2 separate regions of the Homo sapiens genome follow, and region 1 is linked to region 2. A link is a loop called in an ENCODE intact Hi-C map of the cell type or tissue named here. Cell type or tissue: heart left ventricle. All regions are shown on one strand. Each heading gives the region's core, and the rest is flanking DNA. Links, peaks and the distances in the headings are about the cores only. Region 1 has its middle 64 kb from the start of PPP1R36. Region 2 overlaps PPP1R36 (protein phosphatase 1 regulatory subunit 36).

What was found. Hi-C counts contacts between places; a loop is a spot of excess contacts. Peaks named below come from ENCODE experiments on the same cell type or tissue, not always from the same donor. Only the 100,000 strongest peaks of a DNase experiment are listed, where the experiment ranks them.
Region 1: a loop joins it to region 2, with 2.0 times the contacts of the local background. A loop is called at or near these places in 8 of 110 quality-filtered maps.

What each region holds. Positions count from the first base shown.
Region 1 is chr14:64,609,108-64,618,862 of GRCh38, forward strand. No RefSeq gene overlaps it. Among named protein-coding and RNA genes, the nearest start is that of PPP1R36, 64 kb to the left of the region's middle. In heart left ventricle, for the core only: no CTCF peak of the experiment used is centred there; no DNase peak of the experiment used is centred there; H3K27ac peaks cover 2,266 bases.
Region 2 is chr14:64,564,695-64,574,449 of GRCh38, forward strand. It overlaps PPP1R36 (protein phosphatase 1 regulatory subunit 36), which reads left to right. Exons shown (of 12, transcript NM_172365.3): 4 at 57-143; 5 at 663-760; 6 at 932-998; 7 at 3,655-3,753. Among named protein-coding and RNA genes, the nearest start is that of PPP1R36, 20 kb to the left of the region's middle. RefSeq lists an enhancer at 8,452-8,988 and a silencer at 8,477-8,771. In heart left ventricle, for the core only: no CTCF peak of the experiment used is centred there; a DNase peak (open chromatin) is centred at 4,557; H3K27ac peaks cover 3,708 bases.

The DNA.
Region 1 (9,755 bases), core at 967-8,966, 44 kb after region 2:
GCCGGGCGTAGTGGTGCACACCTGTGGTCCCAGCTACTTGGGAGGCTGAGATGGGAAGATCACTTGAACCCAGGAGGTTGAGGCTGCAGGGAGCTGTGATCATGCCACTGCACTCCAGCCTGGGTGATGCAGCAAGACCCTGTCTAAAACCACCACCACCACCATCAACAACAACAACAAAAACCAAGAGTCCCTCATGTTTTATAGCCACATACACTTCTTATTTCAAGAATGTTGTATGCATGGATTCATTTAGCATGTAATTTACTGGGATTGACTTTTTTACTCAGCATGATTCTCTGGAAATTCCACCCAGGTTGTTGCATTTATCAATAGTTTACTTTTATCGCTAACTAGTATTCTATTATGTGAATGTACCATAGTTTGTTTAATTTGTCCTTTGTAAGTCATCTGTGTTATTTCCAGTTTGGGGCTATTACAAATAAAGCTGCAAACATTCATCTACAGGTTTTTTTGTGTGTGAACGTTAAGTTTTCATTTCTCTGAGCTTATACCTTTTATAGTGAATTGTATTAGGTAGATGTATATAATCATAAATAAGGACTGCCTACTTTCTTTGTATCATGATTGTTATGAGCATGCTATTATCCTTTGTCCTCAGAGCCTCCCACTCTCTAACTCCTCTGTGGTCTAGAAGAAGCAGGTGAAACTTGCAAGGGTTACATGGTTTGTTTGTGGTTCCAGCAAAGCCAGAATTCTGATTTATATCCCTGATTCCTGGCTGAGTATGAAAATGACTGCAATTATTAATATATAGTTGCTATTTGCTTTTTCTCTCCAGAACCCTGGTCAATATGAGCCATGTTTGGTTTCAAGTTGCTTGCTTAGGAAAGGTTCAGAGATGTGATTGGACATTCTTTGATGTGACAAAACAAACATTTCAATAGAGATGGAAGTTCAATTGACTCCTAGTCCCACTTTATCTGGACCTAACATTTGAAGTTAAGATGATAACTTCATGGAATTATAGCTTTATAAAAATCTCTGCTAAAAAGAATGCTCAATTTAGAGAAAGGGACAGAACTAGTCTACCGTGAAACCCAAGCCATGCATTTTTTTTGAAGCCACATCTGACAAGCCTTCAATGGAAGAATAGAGAATGAGAAAGCATGTGCACCTTTTCATTTTTGAGGTTTGAAAGTGACACATACAGCTAAATGCCGCTTTCACTCTCTCTGCCTACATTGATGTAATATCTAGCAATTAAATTATGTTTGCTCATTTATTTCTTTTAGTATTCTGCTCACTCTGTGCCAGGGACTGGGTTGGAGGCTGGAAATCCAGAGATTAATAAGGTGCTCTTCCTATGCTTAAGAGGCTCACAGTCCAGAGGGAAGAACAGGTGCATATCTAAATGGTTACAAGAGGATGTGCTAAGTGCTACTGCAAAGTCCTCAAGTGGCTGTGGTACCAGAAGCAGCATCTAGTGACCACGGGTGGTAGCAGCAGGGGGTTCATTGGACTGGCCAGTCGTGCGGCCTTGCTTGTGGCTGTGGCTAGTTGTCCACCCTCCCTTTATTCTTGTCTGTTTTCTTAGCCATTCTGGAGACTGAACCCAATATTCTTTTTACCCAGTAATTTATCTTTCTGTTTAAATCAGCCAATCTTGATTGATAGGCTGTTAGTATCAGTCTCTTGGGAATACTTCCAGAATTATTTTCTGCATGTAAGGACTAAGCTTCATCTACTTGTGAATATCTTCAAATATTTCCATATAAGCTGGTAAATAGACACTGCTCCAGGCCCCTGAGACCCAGCCACTCTGGCCCCTTTTCTGGGACCCCCTTCTTTACAATCATCTAAAGGGTTATGCCATGCACAGATGTTCTGGCACTACAGGTGGCATTCTTTCTGATTGGTGCCTGTCGTGAGTTACTACACACAACACACACGCACACACACACGATATATATGTGTTACATGTATGTGTGTATAGTATAGTAAGTATATATAAGTATGTATACATAACAAATTTATGTCAAATGGAAACTTACTACACATTCTGTATGGCTAATGTGAGATCTTTCCATATTAACATGTTTAGATTTAATTAATTTTAAAGAAGATTGCTTGGTATTCTATTACATGGATTTAATCATAATCAATTTAAACAATTTGGGGGAGGTTTTAACTAATAGAGATGCCCTGCCTCCACCTCTCAATACCACCATAATGGTGGAGATTAGAGAGGGGTTGACCATACACATTTACCAAATGCTCCTCAGGTGGTTTTACTCATCAGCTAGGCCTGGGATTTATTGGCATAAACAGTACATCCTACAAATAGGAAAGCAAACAAGAAGGCCTAGAACTTCCTTTTTTAAAAAAAGCCTGTCTTTACTTTTCTAGGAGACAACATCTAAAATAAATAGTACAATAACCTGTGTTTAAAGACTTCCAGTACTTCAGTTTATAGTTGCCCTGGCTTGCTACCAGATTGTAATTTTTTCACTGCTAGGCAGTAATTAAAAGGAACAGCAGCCTAGGAGCAGACTTGGGGTAGGGCCCTCTCAGTAGGTTCCAGATATCCAGGCCAAACTTTTTGCTTCCAAAGAACATTGCTGTCCCTCCTGTATTTAGGGTAAATTCAGCTTTGGTTGTCCTCCAGGAACTGAAGCCAAACAGCAGCATTTCTTCAGACTTGGAAATGAGTTTTGATTGTTTCTTCATAAAACGGCATAAAGCTCAGATAACCAACTGCAGTTCTTGGAAATAATTAAAATGTGTACTCAGCTCATCACTCCCATGGTATCTGGAAGCCAGGAAAGTATATTTATGGGAAAAGATGTTTATATAAATAGCTTCCTCAGTGACCCACATGATAGAATTGAGAAAAAGCATCTTGTGTTTGATGAATGATACCAAATTAGGTGGAGTTGCTAACATCCCAGACAGTGAGAACTAAACTCAATATGTCCCTTTCAGATTGGCCTTGGCAAACTAAAAAAACAAAACAGGAAAAGAAAAAAGATCCATACCACAAATTCAAGATGAAAAATGACTTATAAGAGCTACTGTTTAAAAAAATATTATGGAGTTTTCAAAGTTAGCAGTTGTATCACAAGTACAAAATGACTCAGCAATAGAGAATCACTAGGAATGCTGGAATGTTAATGAGGAAAAGATAAGCCAACCTCCTGAATCCTCTTCCCATGTATGGCATTGGTCAGGCCCTAACTGGAGAACACCCCCATGCCATTTTGAACTTTATCATTTAGAAAGTCTACCCCCGAAAATAAAGTGTATCCCAAAAACTATAGGTGACTTAAGAGATGGGGTGAGAGGATCTCTTGGAGAAATTTTAAGCTAATTGGAATTGTTTAAACTACAGAAGGAAAACTCAGAAACAACTTAAAAACTGGTCTTCAAATACTCATGGTGAGATTATAAAGAGAGTGCTGAATATCTTTTTCTGTCTTCCACAGCGGACGCAACTGGAAATCAAGAGCTAACTATGTGATCATTCAGATTACACTAGATGTAAGGACATGTTCGCTTGAGGCAGATTGACTGGGCGACTTAGAGTATAGTCCATGGTGCTAAACAGAGCATGGACTCTGGGGCCTGGGTTCAGATCCCAGCTCCACCACTCACCACCTCTGAGGCCTTGGGTAGGTTCCTTAATCTCAAGCTGCCTCAGTTTCCCCATCCAAGAAGTTGGGAGGGCAATAGTCTCTGCCTCCTACGTGTGTGGGAAGGATGGCATGAGATGATAGATACAAAGCCCCAAGGAGTGTGTGATTATTGGCTGATCACTAAGGATCTAGAACAGACCCCTGGAGAGGATCCTTGACTCTATTCCCAGCCGTTTAAAAGACTGTCTCAAACTTATCGTTAAATTTATAGTTCTGCTTTGAGTCAACTCTGTCAACAACACATGGTGTCTATGTTAAACATCTCACTGACACAATATTTTAGGCATAATGTGAAAATTGCCTCATTCTATCACATTTTTATATCACAAAATTATATATCTTATACACCAGCTGTGGCTGCCTTGCACACAATACACATATTCAATCACATGGTTTGCAAACCCGGATGTGGCTTATGAGAATATTTGGTTCTTGGCCTTTTGATTACCAAATGCTCCTTATCACATACCCCAGAGCATATCTGTGCCTAAATTTTGTGTTACTGTGCCAGTTTAATTCAATTCAAATAAATTGCATTCCATTGAACTGAACATTATTAAGGACCTGTGCTAGGCCTCTAGAGAGACAAATAACTCTTGTTCCCTGCCTTTAGAGATTTCACAGACTAACAAGGAAAGGAAGAAACAAAAATAGCTCCTTTTACTATCAAGTGATAGATGCCATATTTCAGGTGCAAATTGCTATGGAAGCACACACTTTGATTGATGGTTTTTGCCTGGGGAAATCACTAAAGGCTCACAGAAGCCCACTTACATGAGCTTGCAGAAAGTCAGGGAGAGAAGAGGGCATTTCTCAAGGTGAAGCTGAGAGGGGGGTCTAGGGAGTGAGAGTTTCTGCCAAGTCCAGGGACAGGCACTCGTGGCTGGAGCACAGAGCATGATGGTACAGGCAAAAGTCACCTGCCAATGGTACATGGGTCATTCATTCCAGGGGCTGGTTGCAGCGGGTGATACTCCCTGGCTCTGCTAGAGCCCTGTTCTGCCTTGGTGTTGGTCAGTAAGCAATCTGGGAATGGAATAAGTTATCTCTTCCAGTTCCTCTCCTGCCCTGTGTGTTGAGAAGTTATTCATGTTAAGTCACATGGACTCCATTGTCTAATAGAGAAAAAAAATCCACATTTCATGATTGTGGTCTTAGGGAAGTAATGCACCTTTTATGGATCAAGAATAGTTGAACAAGCACTGGATTTAGAATCAGCTTCTAGGCCTGTGTTCAAATCTCAGCTCTGCCTCTTAGTGGTGCATTACCCTGGGTAGGCTGTTATTAGTACCCAAGTTTTCTGAATAATGACTTGATCATGCCCAGAGGACTGCGTTAAGGTTGGAATGAGAGATTGCATGTGAAAGCAGATGGCATAAAGTAGAAGCTTTCTTCATGTTTGAGGGATTTTTGTACTGTTACTATTGTATTTTACCTAAGCAGTGTTGGTATAGTGCTATGACATCCCAAATGAAAACTAACATAAAGCAGTATTCAAAGGAAACAAGAAGTCAGAGGCCATGGGCTTAAGCTGTACCTCTGCCTTACAGAGGATTTCAGAGTAAGAATCCTGCTGTGTGTGTGTGTGTGTGTGTGTGTGTGTGTGTTTACAACCATTCTTACGCATTTGGACCAAGACCATTTTCTAAATAGCAGAACACCAAATGCCAACACAAGATGTCCTGTCTCTGATGAAACGAGTGGGAGGAAACTCTTTCCTTAAACCCTGTTTCTAAGGGTTCTGGTAATACCACCTCAAACCCACAGAAGCATGTTAGAAGTAGGTACTCATTCCAGTTTATTCTATGTCCCAAATAGATGAAAGTATAGAATACAAGTAATGTGGAAGAATTCAAGAAGCTCCAACCCCCTGAATGTTGTTACTAAGTTTTTCATGACCAGAACGATAGGGAGAAATCGTAGAACAAGGAGGGCATGGAGGAGGAAAACTGCAGGCTGAGGACACCAGGTGCCCCTGCAGATTCAGGCTGAGCAGTGGTTAGGGGAGCTCCTTAAATTTCCCTTCAGGCAGCGTATTTGTTCTCTCTCAGATATTTTCATAAATAATAAGCGAATCCTGTGATAAATCAGCCTCTCCTGGGGTTGCAAGAAGGGTAGTGGCTGTGCCACTGACGAGGCCGGTCCCAGCCCAGCAGGCTCAGGACCCTGAAGGGACAAAGCTGCATGTATGTTCTCAGGCACCAGCAAGACTAGAAATGGCAGACAGCTCCAGCATGATTAACAGGAAATCATTCTTTTCAGAGCTGGGCTGGGAAGAGGCAGCTGAAGGAAGAGTGTTCAGTGCTTTCCTAGGACACAAGGTCAAGGTTTTTTTCAAAGTAAATGACAGATTGTCCTTTGTCCATCCGTGGCTAAATGATACCCGAAGCCCCAGGAGGAATAGTTGGTACCTGTCACGAGACTCCATGCCCTTGTCACATGCTCATGTCAGTTCCTAAAATGAGAATGTGATGAGGCAGCCCTGTGTCCCCGCCCCTGACCTCTGGCTTACTCCCCAACTTTCACCCCCTTCTCTTCTCTGGTGTCTGGTTTCACAGATGCCAAATAAAAATCTCATTGATGCTGCTTTTGGGATCATTGGAGCTGAATAAACTGAAGTTTTCCTTTGTGATACCTTTAGAGAAGAGTTTGCTAAATAAATGAACAAAGTAAAATGTTGTCAGAGGAAGGGAGGATTTAACCCATTTAAAATAATAAATGTACCAAAAAGACTTTAATGCAGGTTGATGTGTTAGTCCTTGGTGATACATGGGTTTTTCTGTTTTTTAAAATTATGGCTAATCTCTGACAGACACAATGCTGAGAAAGATTATGCATTAAAAAATAGGAAGGAAGGAAAAGAAAAAAGGTTGTATCTTGAGTTTATTTAGAAACAGTACTGTGATTGATTAGCAATGTCTGCCCTGGGCTTAATAGGCCAGGTAGGTATTTGCTTCCTTGATAGTGCTCAAATCCCTTTTAGAAACAGAGCTATATAGAAAATAAATAGTCCGGGTGCAGTGGCTCATACCTGTAATCCCAGCACTTTGGGAAGCCAAGGTGGGCGGATCACCTGAGGTCAGGAGTTCAAGACCAGCCTGGCCAACGTGGCAAAACCGCATGTCTACTAAAAATACAAAAATTAGCCAGGCGTGGTGGTGGGCACCTGTAATCACAGCTACTTGGGAGTCTGAGGCAGGGAGAAGCGCTTGAACCCAGGAGGCGGAGGCTGCATTGAGCCGAGATCGCGCCATTGCACTCCAGCCTGGGAATCAGAGCAAGACTCTGTCTCACAAAGAAAAATAAATAAATAAATAAATAAATAAATAAATAAAAAGAATGTAAGCAAATAGCATTAAGTAAGCATTTATTATGTTCTGGACCTATGCTAGGTACTTTAAATAAATTTTTCATTTGATTCTTTTTTCTTTTTTTTGAGACAGGGTCTCACTCTGTTGCCCAGGCTGTGGCGTGCAGTGGTGAGGTCACAGCCCACTGTAGCCTTGACCTCCCGGGCTCAAGTGATCCTCCCACCTCAGCCTCCTCATTAGTTGGGACCACAGGTGCATGCCACCATGCCCAGCTAATTTTTCTATTTTTTGTAGAGATGAGTTTTTGCCATGGTGTCCAGGCTGGTCTCAAATTCCTGGGCTCCACCCACCTCAGCTTCCCAAAGTGCTAGGATGGTAGGCATAAGCCTCTGTGATTCTTATGGTAAGAAGAATGGTAAGCCTGATTCTTGTGGTACTTTGAAAAGTCAGAATGATCATCCCAATTTACAAATGAAGAAATAAATTCTATAGAGGTTACACTGAGAAAGGCCACGCAGCCAGTTAGTGGTAGAGTCAAGTTTCAAATACAGGTTTCGTTGGCTCCAAAGTCCACACTCTTTTGATGAAAATAATATGAAACTCTACTGGCAAGACATAAAAAGAATCATTAATTTGGGTTCAGTATGCATGGGAACACTTTCAATTAACATAGTTTAAGTGGAGATAAAGTGGAATAACAAAAAATGTTAATACTCAATTCACAAGAAGACAAGAGAAAAAAATAACAAGGATGTAACAAATGGAAAACAACTAGTAAGTTGGTAGCTTTAAATCCAACATATCCATAATTACATTATATTACACAGTCTGAATCATCCTAGTTCGAAGGAAGAAGTTGTCAGATTGAATATAAAAAGGTAGATCCAACTCAAGCTGCCTATGAAGAGAAACAGATTAAAAGTAAAAGGATGGAGAGGGATAAAACATGCTGGCCTTAATCAAAAGAATGACGGAGTAGATTTCAAAACAAGGAATATTGACAGGGTTAAGAGGTATATTACCCTATGATAGAGGAGTAGATTTCTCAAGAAGGTCTAACAATCCTAAATGTGTATGTACCTAACAACAGAGTCTCAAAGCACATAAAACAAAAACTGATAGTAATGGAGGAAACAGAAAAATCCATAATTACAGATGGAGATATCAAAAGAACAAATACACAAAGCAGACAGAAAAATAGTAAGAATAGAGAAGACCTAAAGAGCCCTATCAACCAACTTAACCTAATTGACATTTATTTACAGTACATTCTACCCAACTACAGTAGATACTGATTCTTTTCAAATGCACACAAAATATGTCCCACTATAATTTGGGCCATAAACGAATGTTAGCGAATTTAAAAGAACTGAAATCAAAGTATGTTCTCTGACCACTACGGAATTAAACCAGAAATCAACAAGAGAAAGATACTGGAAAATCCCTTAGTATTTGGAAATTAAACAATATACTTCCAAATACCCTATGGACCAAAGAATAAATCACAAGGGAAATTAGAAAATATTTTGAATTGAATAAAATAGCCTAAAATACTGACACTTTACAAAGCCCACCTGGTCTTAATTAGTACGGTTTGCCTGCAGGTTAAAAGCAATGTGCGATTGTGGCAATTTTATTAAAATAGGAGCAAGGAACTGAGCTCTCAGTCTCTAAAATAAAGAGCAGATGGGCCAGGTGCAGTGGCTCACGTCTGTAATCTCAGCACTTTGGGAGGCTGAGGCGGGTGGATCACCTGAGGTCGGGAGTTCAAGACCAGCCTAAGCAACATGGAGAAACTCCGTCTCTACTAAAAATACAAAATTAGCCGGGCATGGTGGCCCATGCCTGTAGTCCCAGCTACTTGGGAGGCTGAGGTAGGAGAATCGCTTGATCCCGGCAGGCGGAGGTTGCAGTGAGCCGAGATCAAGCCATTACACTCCAGCCTGGGCAACAAGAGCGAAACTCTGTCTCAAAAAATAAATAAATAAATAAATAAATAAATAAATAAATAAATAAATAAAGAGCAGATAATGCCTGTAGGACACCCTCCCCTTCAACTTCCCCTCTTCCTGCATCACTGGTTCTGTCCAGGTTTCAGATCATAAGTGCATTTTTGTGAACACACACAATGGAATCTCACTCCAGACATCATACCAGTGTTAGGTATTTCTGGGAAAGCTTGTTGCCCACAGTAAAATCGATTTGCAATAAACCAAGAGGCAGAAGGGTCTCTTCTCAATGAGCAGGAGTCAGCTGTCACACTGGCTCTGAGCAAACTTCTGTAGACAGCCAGAGGCCTGCAGGAAATTGATTCCATCACCATGGGTGAGACAGCCAGAACCGGGCTTAGACAACAGGAAAAACGAACCTAGATATGAGAATGTATAGATTACATGTTGTTAACAGTAATAACAACACTTATGTACTGCTTACGCTGTTCCAGGCATTATCTCTTTAATCTTTACAGCAACCTACGAGATAGGTCCATTCTGCAGAGGGGAGATTGAGGCAAAGCGAGTTAAAAAAATTACTTAGGCTTTCACAGCCAGCAGGGCAGGGATTCCACTTAGGCAGGCTGTTCTAGCAGCTGAGTGGCTTTAGTGGTTCTATGTTTAAATACACGGTCTCAACGAATCTCACCAGAGGGAGGCCTTATGATTGAATGGGGGTAATGGATGCTAAAGAGTTGCCAGTGCCTGCACAGGTGAGCTCAGGCAGAGGCCCAGGGAGGTTAAGTGACTTGCCCATGGTCATAAGGCTGTTCATGGGAGATTTCAAGCTAGAACTC
Region 2 (9,755 bases), core at 1,097-9,096:
TGACTTGTTTTCCCCTGGAAAAGGTGAAGTCCCTAATTATCTCATTTTTATTGCAGTTTTACACCTGCAGCAGAAGTCAAGGAAAAAGGAAAGAAAGGCAAAGCAGTTCACTTTGCAGAAACTGATGGTCCAGCTTCAGACAGGTAGATTAACTTCCCAATCATGCCAGAGTTGCTGATAGCATCTCTCAGTGGAATGGCTTCAGCCTTTACAAACTACGAAAATACCATTCCCATTATTCTAGGTCGCAATGCGAATACCCATCAAAGAAAGAACATGTGCTGTTTCAGCATTATGGTGGGAATTACGATAGTCCCGATAAATGTATCCTGTTAACTTGGCTGTTAGCACATCTTCAACTTTTTACAGTTTTTTAAAATTTGAAAATGATAGGTACACCAGAACAGATGATTTAAATGATCTATTTTGGATGGTATTTGTACTTACATTTTATATCAGGCAGTGAACATCCCTCTTGCCTTAATATAGTAAATAAAATGTTTAATAAAAAGCATTCCAAAATGATCGTACATCAAACAAAACCCATGTATGACACTCAGGCTCTTATTACTTTTTAATAAATGCTTCCTGCACCTCAGGATAGATTAAATACAACTAAAATATATTAAAACACTACTAGAAACTGTTATATTCCAAAACAGGTTGACAGATAAAAGACTTGCTGCAAAAGATGATAAGTCAGCTAAAGCTGTAGAGAAACGAGGTCAACAGGGCACCATTACACTGGATGATGTTAAATGTGAGTAACTGTTTCTTTATGCATACATAAACATACATCTGTACATACATACACATATCCATACATAAACATCCGCCCATCTACATATAACATCCATACATAAACGTATCTTGTGTGACTCTCTAAGGTAGCTCTTTGTCCCTCTCTCAATTGTTCATTTTCTCTTTTCAGTTGTTACTTTGCTTTTGCTACAAGATACTGAGATGCAGCGGATCTGTTCTTTTACAACATTTATGAGGTATCTATTGCTTATGAGTCATTTTAGATCTTTTATCCTTTATTTTTCAGTAACTTCATCTGATAAGTGATGACAAATCTGATTTTTAGAGGAAGAGCGTGAGGCTGGCTCTATGCAAGCCATCCTCTCAGGACCTAGTCACAAAGACTGCGACCAAAGAGTCAGGGAGAGGAAGCCAGAAGTCATGGGAACCCCAGATAAAATCCCAGGGCAAGTAGTATGGAGAGCATGCTGTCAGAGTCTCACATGGACTGTGCTATTTTTATATAATAGTTAAAGGATATACCCATTTACTGGCCAGGTGCGGTGGCTCACGCCTGTAATCCCAACATTTTGGGAGGCCGAGGCAGGTGGATCACAAGGTCAGGAGTTTGAGACCAGACTGGCCAACGTGGTGAAACCCCGTCTCTACTAAAAATACAAAAATTAGCTGGGCGTGGTGGTGGGCGCCTGTAATCCCAGCTACTTGGGAGGCTGAGGCAGGAGAATTACTTGAACCTGGGTGGCGGAGGTTGCAGTGAGCTGAGATTGTGCCAATGCGCTCCAGCCTGGGTGACAGAGCAAGACTCTCTCAGACCAAAAAAAAAGAAAAATACAAACATTAGCCAGGCGTGGTGGCAGATGCCTGTAATCCCAGATACTTTGGCGGCTGAGGCAGGAGAATCGCTTGAACCTGGGAGGCAGAGGTTGCAGTGAGCCAAGATCATGCCATTGCACTTCAGCCTGGGCGACAGAGCAAGACTCCCTCTCAAAAAAAAAAAAAAAAAGATATACCCATTTACTGAAGATCACTTTTCTCTACTAGTTATGTTTGGCAGCCCCAGGATGTGCTAGGTGTGTGACTCTGGGTAAGTTTCTTGACCTTTGTAAGCCTCAGTCTCCTCAGCTACAAAATTGGGAAGTAATTGTGTAATTGTGGGCCCTTTGTATGGCTATGCGTGGCTGTGCCTCACGTGGCCTCAGCACCGCGAACGCTCAGTGAGAGTTGGGTGCCCGATGCCATTTGCACCCCTCCCCATTCCCTCTGCACACACATACAGGCTGCTTGTGGCAACTGCCTGAGACTCGGCCTGAAGGGCTCATTCCACCACAGGCACACACTCAGCCTGACTGCAGGGCAAGTTCAGAGCTAGGGAATCAGTGCCCTAGAAGCAGCCCTCATTCAGTGCCCTGCTGGTGGAGGAGTTGATAGGTAAACTCTTGAGATGTTTTCTACACTGTCTCCCAGAGTCACTGCAGGACTGAACTCCACTTAATTGTTAACAGCCTCTTTGTTGGCTTCCTTTCCTTTCCTGTCTCATTTCCCCACTTTCTTACTGATGTTTCCTGAGATCACTCCCAACTAAACTGTTCACTTTCAAGTATTTGGCCCAGTGTCTGTTGCTGGGGGAACCCAGCCTGAGACAGGGAGTTATTAATATCTTGAAAAGAAAATCTGTAATGCTCACCCTCATCCTGCTCTTTAGGTATAGTTCAGTAAAGCAATGCCAGAGAAAGAATTTCCATCTGGGGCCACAAAGAAGGCAGCAAAAGTCTTGAAAAATATTTAGAAAGAAAACAGTGACTTCTAGTTAAAAACAAATGAGAGAACATTGTAAATCAGTGCAGCCTTTTTGGAGAGCAAGGCACATACACTCTGTGGTAGCAATTTCACTTCTGTCTATAATATTTTTAAAAAAACCAAATACCCACAATAGAAAACTAGGTAAATATGAGGTATAGAATATTCTATTCAGCTCTTTAAAAGAAAGACGGAAATCTACATATAATATCATAGAAAGAGGTCTATGCTACGCAGAAAAGTGACAAAAGCAAGTTGCAAAGAATTGTATGTATAGTATTACGCCACTTATTACCAAAAAACATTTTGAAGGCATATATTCATGTACATGTGTATATGTTGGTGGAGGAGGATGTTACATGTGATTGTCTATGTTTTCGAAAGTTTAGAAAGGATTCATACCAAACTCTTTTTTTTTCTTTTTTTGAGATGGAGTCTCGCTCTTTTGCCCAGGCTGGAGTGCAGTGGCACAATCTCAGCTCATTGCAACCTCCACCTCCTGGGTTCAAGCGATTCTCCTGCCTCAGCCTCCCAACTAGCTGGGATTACAGGGATGCACCACCACGCCCGGCTAATTTTTGTAATTTTTAGTAGAGATGGGGTTTCGCCAGGCTGGTCTCGAACTCCTGACATCAAGTTATCCACCCACCTTGGCCTCCCAAAGTGCTGGGATTACAGGCATGAGCCACTGTGCCTGGCCCATACCAAACTCTTAATAGTGGTTACCACTAGGGAGTAGGATGGTGACAGAGGTAGGAGGAGAGAATTTTTACTTGATACATTTCTCTACATTTTTTAAACAATGGAAATATATTGTATAATAACTTTTTAAAAATTAAAATTAATTAGTAAGCACAACTATAAGAATTTAGTGTTTGACCTCTCCAAAAGTTTTACTTACAAAAACCAGATTTCTTAAATTTTTAAATATATAGTAGATATAATTTTAAGTGGTAAATTAGTTCTTTGATAGGCATGATAACATAGTTTTCTACTTATTCTTGTGTTGTGTGCTCATATATTTTTTATGAGAAATCTTACATTTGAAATAGGTTAGCATTGACTCTTTTTTTGTTGTTTCAAATCTCCCCATAGGAATAAGAATCTTGATAATTTCCTCATGGCATTATTGTACTACTTATCCCATTACTTGGAAAAAAACTCACTGGAAAAGAAACCCAAAAGCTATATGGTGTAAGTAAGATTTTATAGTGTGCTTTAGAGTTTTATCACTGCCAGTATTAAAAGTAACTTTTGTCTAGGATAAAGAGATGATGGAAATTTTTAAATCTTTGAGATGTACTAAGACATTTTACATGGGAAGAGTGTGTCAGTTTTTAAAGCTCACTGGATAATTTATATGTGTAGTCCAGCAACAAAATATTCCAACTGATACAGACTAGCATTGCACAGTAATGAGATAATGAAAGCCATGTATGTAATTTTAAATTTCTGGTAAACATATCTTAAAAATGTAATAAGATACATGTGAAATTAATTTTAATAGTGTCTTTTATTTAACCCAGTGATGCAAAAAATATTATCATGCAACAGTAGTTGATATATCAAGTTATTAATGAGATGTGTTACTTTTTTGTAGTAAGTCTGGTGTCTATTTTATACCTATAATATATCTCAATTCATACTAGACACATTCTCAGTAGCCACATGTGGCTAGTGGCAACCATCTTGAAGGTGCAGATATAGTTGTTGTTTGTGTGCTTTTTATGCTTACAAAGTTCTTGCTAAAGGGCTTGTAAGCATCCAATTAAAAAAAATCTAAGAATTAAAAAAATTAATATATTTGGCCAAAGTGGCATTCCACATCACAGGAAAAAAAATTCAAGGTTTCTTAGGCTACTTATAAAGAATTTAAATGCTTTAGCTTTAGGCAGAAGTGGCGCAGAGGTGTACACCAGGGCAAGAATCTGGGAACTCAGAATACAGAGCAGAACAATGCCTCTCAGCCTTGGTGACCTTTTGCAAGCCATGGAACTTTCCACACGCCAGGCTGCCCTCCCCAGTACGTGTGGAACCAACCCAATGATTTAGCTGTTAGGAATGCTGGGTAGAGTAATTAAGTTGTTGCTGCAGGATGTTTTCAAAATGCAAAACCCTGTATACAATCAAGCAGTTGGAAAAACATCTTATGGATAGAATAAATGTATCTGGATAGTTTTGTAAAGAACCAAATAAATAATTTAAAAACTCTTGTTCCTGTAAAGCCATCATAATATACAATATCAGTGTTATTTTGGGACTGTATTTCACAACAGGGCAGCCAGAGCATGAAATGTTTCTATGGTAGCAAGCAAAAGGGTTTAAAGCCAGCTGTGGACTTAGAAGGTTTGAAGATTCTTACTATTTCCAAATGAAACGTAATTAGACATTTTTGGCACTTTGGCTTATTACATTTTTTTATCGTATTTCCTCTTCTGAGGCTTATTGCTAATCTGGCAAAAAGATTTGTTTAATTTCTTTTTTCTTTTCTTTTTTTTTTTTTGAGTTGGAGTCTGGCTCTGTCACCCAGGCTGGGGTGCAGTGGTGCAATCTCGGCTCACTGCAACGTCCACCGCTCAGGTTCAAGTGATTTTCCCACCTCAGCCTCCTGAGTAGCTGGGATTACAGGAGCCCACAACCACGCCCAGCTAATTTTTATATTTTTAGTAGAGATGGGGTTTCACCATGTTGGCCAATCTGGTCTCGAACTCCTGACCTCAGGTGATCTGCCTGCCCCAACCTCCCAAAGTGCTAGGATTACAGGTGTGAGTAACCGTGCCTGGCCTACTTTCTTAATTGATAAGAATAGATAATAAGACAGGTTTTCTAGTTGAAGATGCACTAAACATACTAGAACACAGTGGTATAAGGTAGACTGTTCCTTAGAAGGAATCAGTTACTCAGATTGACAAAAACAAACCAATTGAAGCCTTAAAAGTATGGATTTTGGCCGGGCACGGTGGCTCATGCCTGTAATCCCAACACTTTGGGAGGCCAAGGCGAGTGGATCACGAGGTCAGGAGTTCGAGACCAGCCTGACCAACATGGTGAAACCCCATCTCTACTAAAAATACAAAAATTAGCCAGGCGTGGTGGCACACTCCTGTAATCCCAGCTCCTCAGGAGGCTGAGGCAAGAGAATCACTTGAACCTGGGAGGCAGAGGTTGCAGTGAGCCGAGATGGCACCATTGCACTCCAGCCTGGGCGACAGAGCGAGACTCCGCCTTAAAAAAAAAAAGTATGGAGTTTATGGTGTGATTCTAAAAATAAAAATTACAACTTTTTATTTTCAGGCTTCCTGTGGTCAGTTGGTTTACTTACTATAATAGAATTAAATATTGATTGCATTGAGGTATCTGCACAGAAGAAAAAAACTGATTTCAAATACCAAGATAGAGCATAGGGATAGTAATAGCATTTAATTCACAGAGTTATTATACAGAAGTAGATGAGACAGTGTATCTTAACCCAGTGCATGGCACTTGGGAGGAAAGCCTACAGCCGTGAGAGGAAAGCAGAAAAGGGTGAAGATGGATGGCAACGGTACACTTAATTGATGTCAGGTGATTAAAAGCCCTACTTCCAAAAGAAGAAGCCTTATCCCTATTTTACAGATGAAGAAATTAAGGCTCACAGAGGTTAAATAGTTTGTTGGGGATTACGTACCATACCTAGGAGATGACATTACAGTTCCTAGGTGGAACTGATATTAGAACCCAGGTCTGTTTAACTCCAAGGCTTGTGCCTTAATCACTGTACAACATGCCCAGCACTTCCCACCAATCAACTGCACTGTTTTCCAGAGTTTATCTGTCCGTAATTAGAATTTTTAGCTTCTGAACAATTATGTATGTACTGTTTGTTTGTTTGTTTGTTTGTTTGTTTGTTTGAAACGGAGTCTTGCTCCATCAACCAAGCTGGAGTGCAGTGGCACAATCTCGGCTCACTGTAACCTCTGCCTCCCGGGTTCAAGTGATTCTCCTGCCTCAGCCTCCTGAGTAGCTGACACTACAGGCATGTGCTACCATGCCTGGCTAATTTTTTATATTTTTGGTAGGGATAGAGTTTCACCATGTTGGCCAGGCTGACCTTGAACTCCTGACCTCAGGTGATCCACCCACCTCAGCCTCCCAAAGTGCTGGGATTATAAGCCTGAGCCACCGTGCCCAGCCTGTATGTACTTTTAAACATAATATCATATGTACTTTCAAGTTACTATAATCTTCATAATTATAATTTTTAATGGTAGCATAGTTTTCCATCAAGCCAATGTGTGTGAATTGACTTACCTACTAAGAGGCAGTATATTATAGTGGTTAAGGGTACAGATTTTGATGCTTGGGTTACATCTCGTGGAAGACTCACTCATAAGTTAGGTTAATAAGCATCAAGTCCTTAAACAATACCTGACCGTATTGCTGCTCCCTTTATCCTTCTGTATTAGTCTGTTCTCATGTTTCTAATAAAGACATACCCAACTGGGTAATTTATAAAGGAAAGAGGCTTAATGGACTCACAGTTCCACATGGCTGCGGAGGCCTCACAATCATGGTGGAAGGCGAATGAGGAGCAACAGCATGTCTTACATGGTGGCAGGCAAGAAAGCATGCGCAGGGGAACACCCCTCATAAAACTATCAGATCTCATGAAACTTATTCACTATCATGAAACAGCATGGGAAAGACCCGCCACGATGATTCAGTTACCTCCCATTGGGTCCCTCCCATGACACATGGGAATTATGGGAGCTACAATTTAAGATGAGATTTGGGTGGGGACACAGCCAAACCATATCACCTTCTATTTTATATATTTTGGCAGTTTCTAATTTTTCTGATATATAAATAATGATTGCATTGAATATCCTCATGCATAAAAGTTTCCTCCTAATTTTGGATGATTTTTTTAAAAGAATAAATTTCCAGGAGAGATGATATTGGATCAAAATTTATGATAATTTCTATGGCTCTTGAAATTATTTTCAGTTTTTTTCCCCAAAGGATTATGCCAATTTTCTGTTACAAGCAATGCATAAGCGCATCCGTTTCAACAAAATTTTGTCAGCATTATTGTTTGCACTTTTAAAGAATGTGCTTTAAAAGTGAACCACTAACTGGCTTTGTATTTAAGGCAGTTTTACAAAATTAGATGAAAACAGTATGGGGGAATGGTTTCCAGACACAGAAATGTGGTGCAAACAGGCCACCTCTGCCTGGAGTTTTGTATATAGGTTAGCTTCTCTTGAGTATTTTTTTTTCATAGCTTTTTCCTTTTTTTTCCATTTCAACACATCAGTTCTTTATGTATATGTGCATATGGGGTCTAGGGACCACTTGCCTTGGAATCATTTGGGAAGATTGTTTTAAATTTCCTGGGCTAGACCCAGACTCCTGAGCCAGAATCTTGGAGAGAGGGTTGCACTGGGAATTTGCACTGTTAGCAAGTATCCCCAGTGATTCTTTCATAATTCATAGGTTTATTAAAACTTGAGAAGCATTGGCCTAAAAGCTTCAAGGCATTCCTTGGTGGCTGTAGTTTGATTTGGTTGTTTTCTACAGCAAAAGAAGAATATTAGCTACTGGCAGCTCTGGCAGAGTAGGGTGACCAGTGAGGGTGGAGCTGCTGAAGGAAACAGGCACAGGGGTGTGGCCACTGGGGTGCATCTGGAGGGGTGTGTTTGGGTTATATCCTCCATGCCATGAGGGGAAGGGGGTGTATTAAGGATAATACAGTTTGTCTTTGTATTAAGGATAATAATAACTGTTCTTGCTGACTTCATGGAGTCAGTCCAATGGTTATATCAGAAGGGGCAGTCATTTGTCCCTGTTTAGAGTAAATATCATTTGGTGTCTAGTGACACCTCACTTTTCCATAAGAGTACAACTCACTTTTCAATAACAGTACATTGGAATGTATCATCAGCAATATTTCCTACTGTATTGTATAGCAGAAACTTAAAATTTGGCTTCAGACATGCTGTAACCTAAGAACAGTTTGTCTTTGTGAAAGTTCATTTGCAATTCAATTGGAACTGCAGCTGGTTTCACAGGGAAGCAGTGTTATTGTAACTGATGCCAAAGTTCCCAGAGTAGTAGTTCACAGATGCCTTCTTAGCAAACACAGCTACACTCAAAATGGAGAGTTGGTCCTTGTTCACATGTTGAGCCCCCAAGCTCAGTAGTGACATAGGGAACGCAGGGGAAGCTGAGGTACGTAGCCTCCACGGTTGTTTTAGGAAAATAGCAGGAAAGTAGGCTGCTAACCGCCTGAGCAACCAGTATAGATAATTTGTTAATTGAGCTGTTCTATATAAATTAGGACTACCTGCATATAAAATTGAGGATACATAACATAATCTATTAAAAAAGCGAAAATAGGCCGGGTGTGGTGGTTCATGCCTGTAATCCCAGCACTTTGGGAGGCCAAGGTGGGTGGATCACTTGAGGTCGGGAGTTCAAGACCAGCCTGGCCAACATGGTGAAACCCTGTCTCTACTAAAAATACAAAAATTAGCCAGGCATGGTGGTAGGCACCTGTAATCCCAGTTACTCGGGAGGCTGAGGCAGGAGAATTCCTTGAACCCGGGAGGTGGAGGTCTCAGTGAGCCGAGTTCATGCCACTTGCACTCCAGCTTGGGCGACACAGCGAGACTCTGTCTCAAAAAAAAAAAAAAAAAAAAAAAAAAAAAAAGCAAAAATACACCATAAGCTTGAGATGCTGATTCCAATGATTAAATATGAAGGGACTTTAAGGATTTTCCTATACCATTGCTTAAATAACATAAACTCATTGGTAAGTGAAGTCTGTTGACTCACTTGTATTTCTTTCAGAATAGTTTATGGCTGGGCACACTGGCTCACGCCTGCCATCCCAACACTTTGGGAGGCCAAGGGGAGGATCACTTGAGTCCAGGAGTTCAAGATTAGCCTGGACAACAGAGTGAGACCCTGCCTCTACACAAAATAAAAAAAGATTAGCCAGGCATGGTGGCATGCGCCTATGAGGCAGGAGGATTGCTTGAGCCCTGGAGGTTGAGGCTGCAGTGAGCTGTGATCGCACCACTGCACTCCAGCCTAGGTAGCAGAGCAAGACTCTGTCTTAAAGAAAAGAAGAAAAGTTTATAATTCTGACTTTTTGCTAGTTAATATAGGCACTTATGACAATTAACCCAAATTCTCTTTTTTTTGTCCTCCCC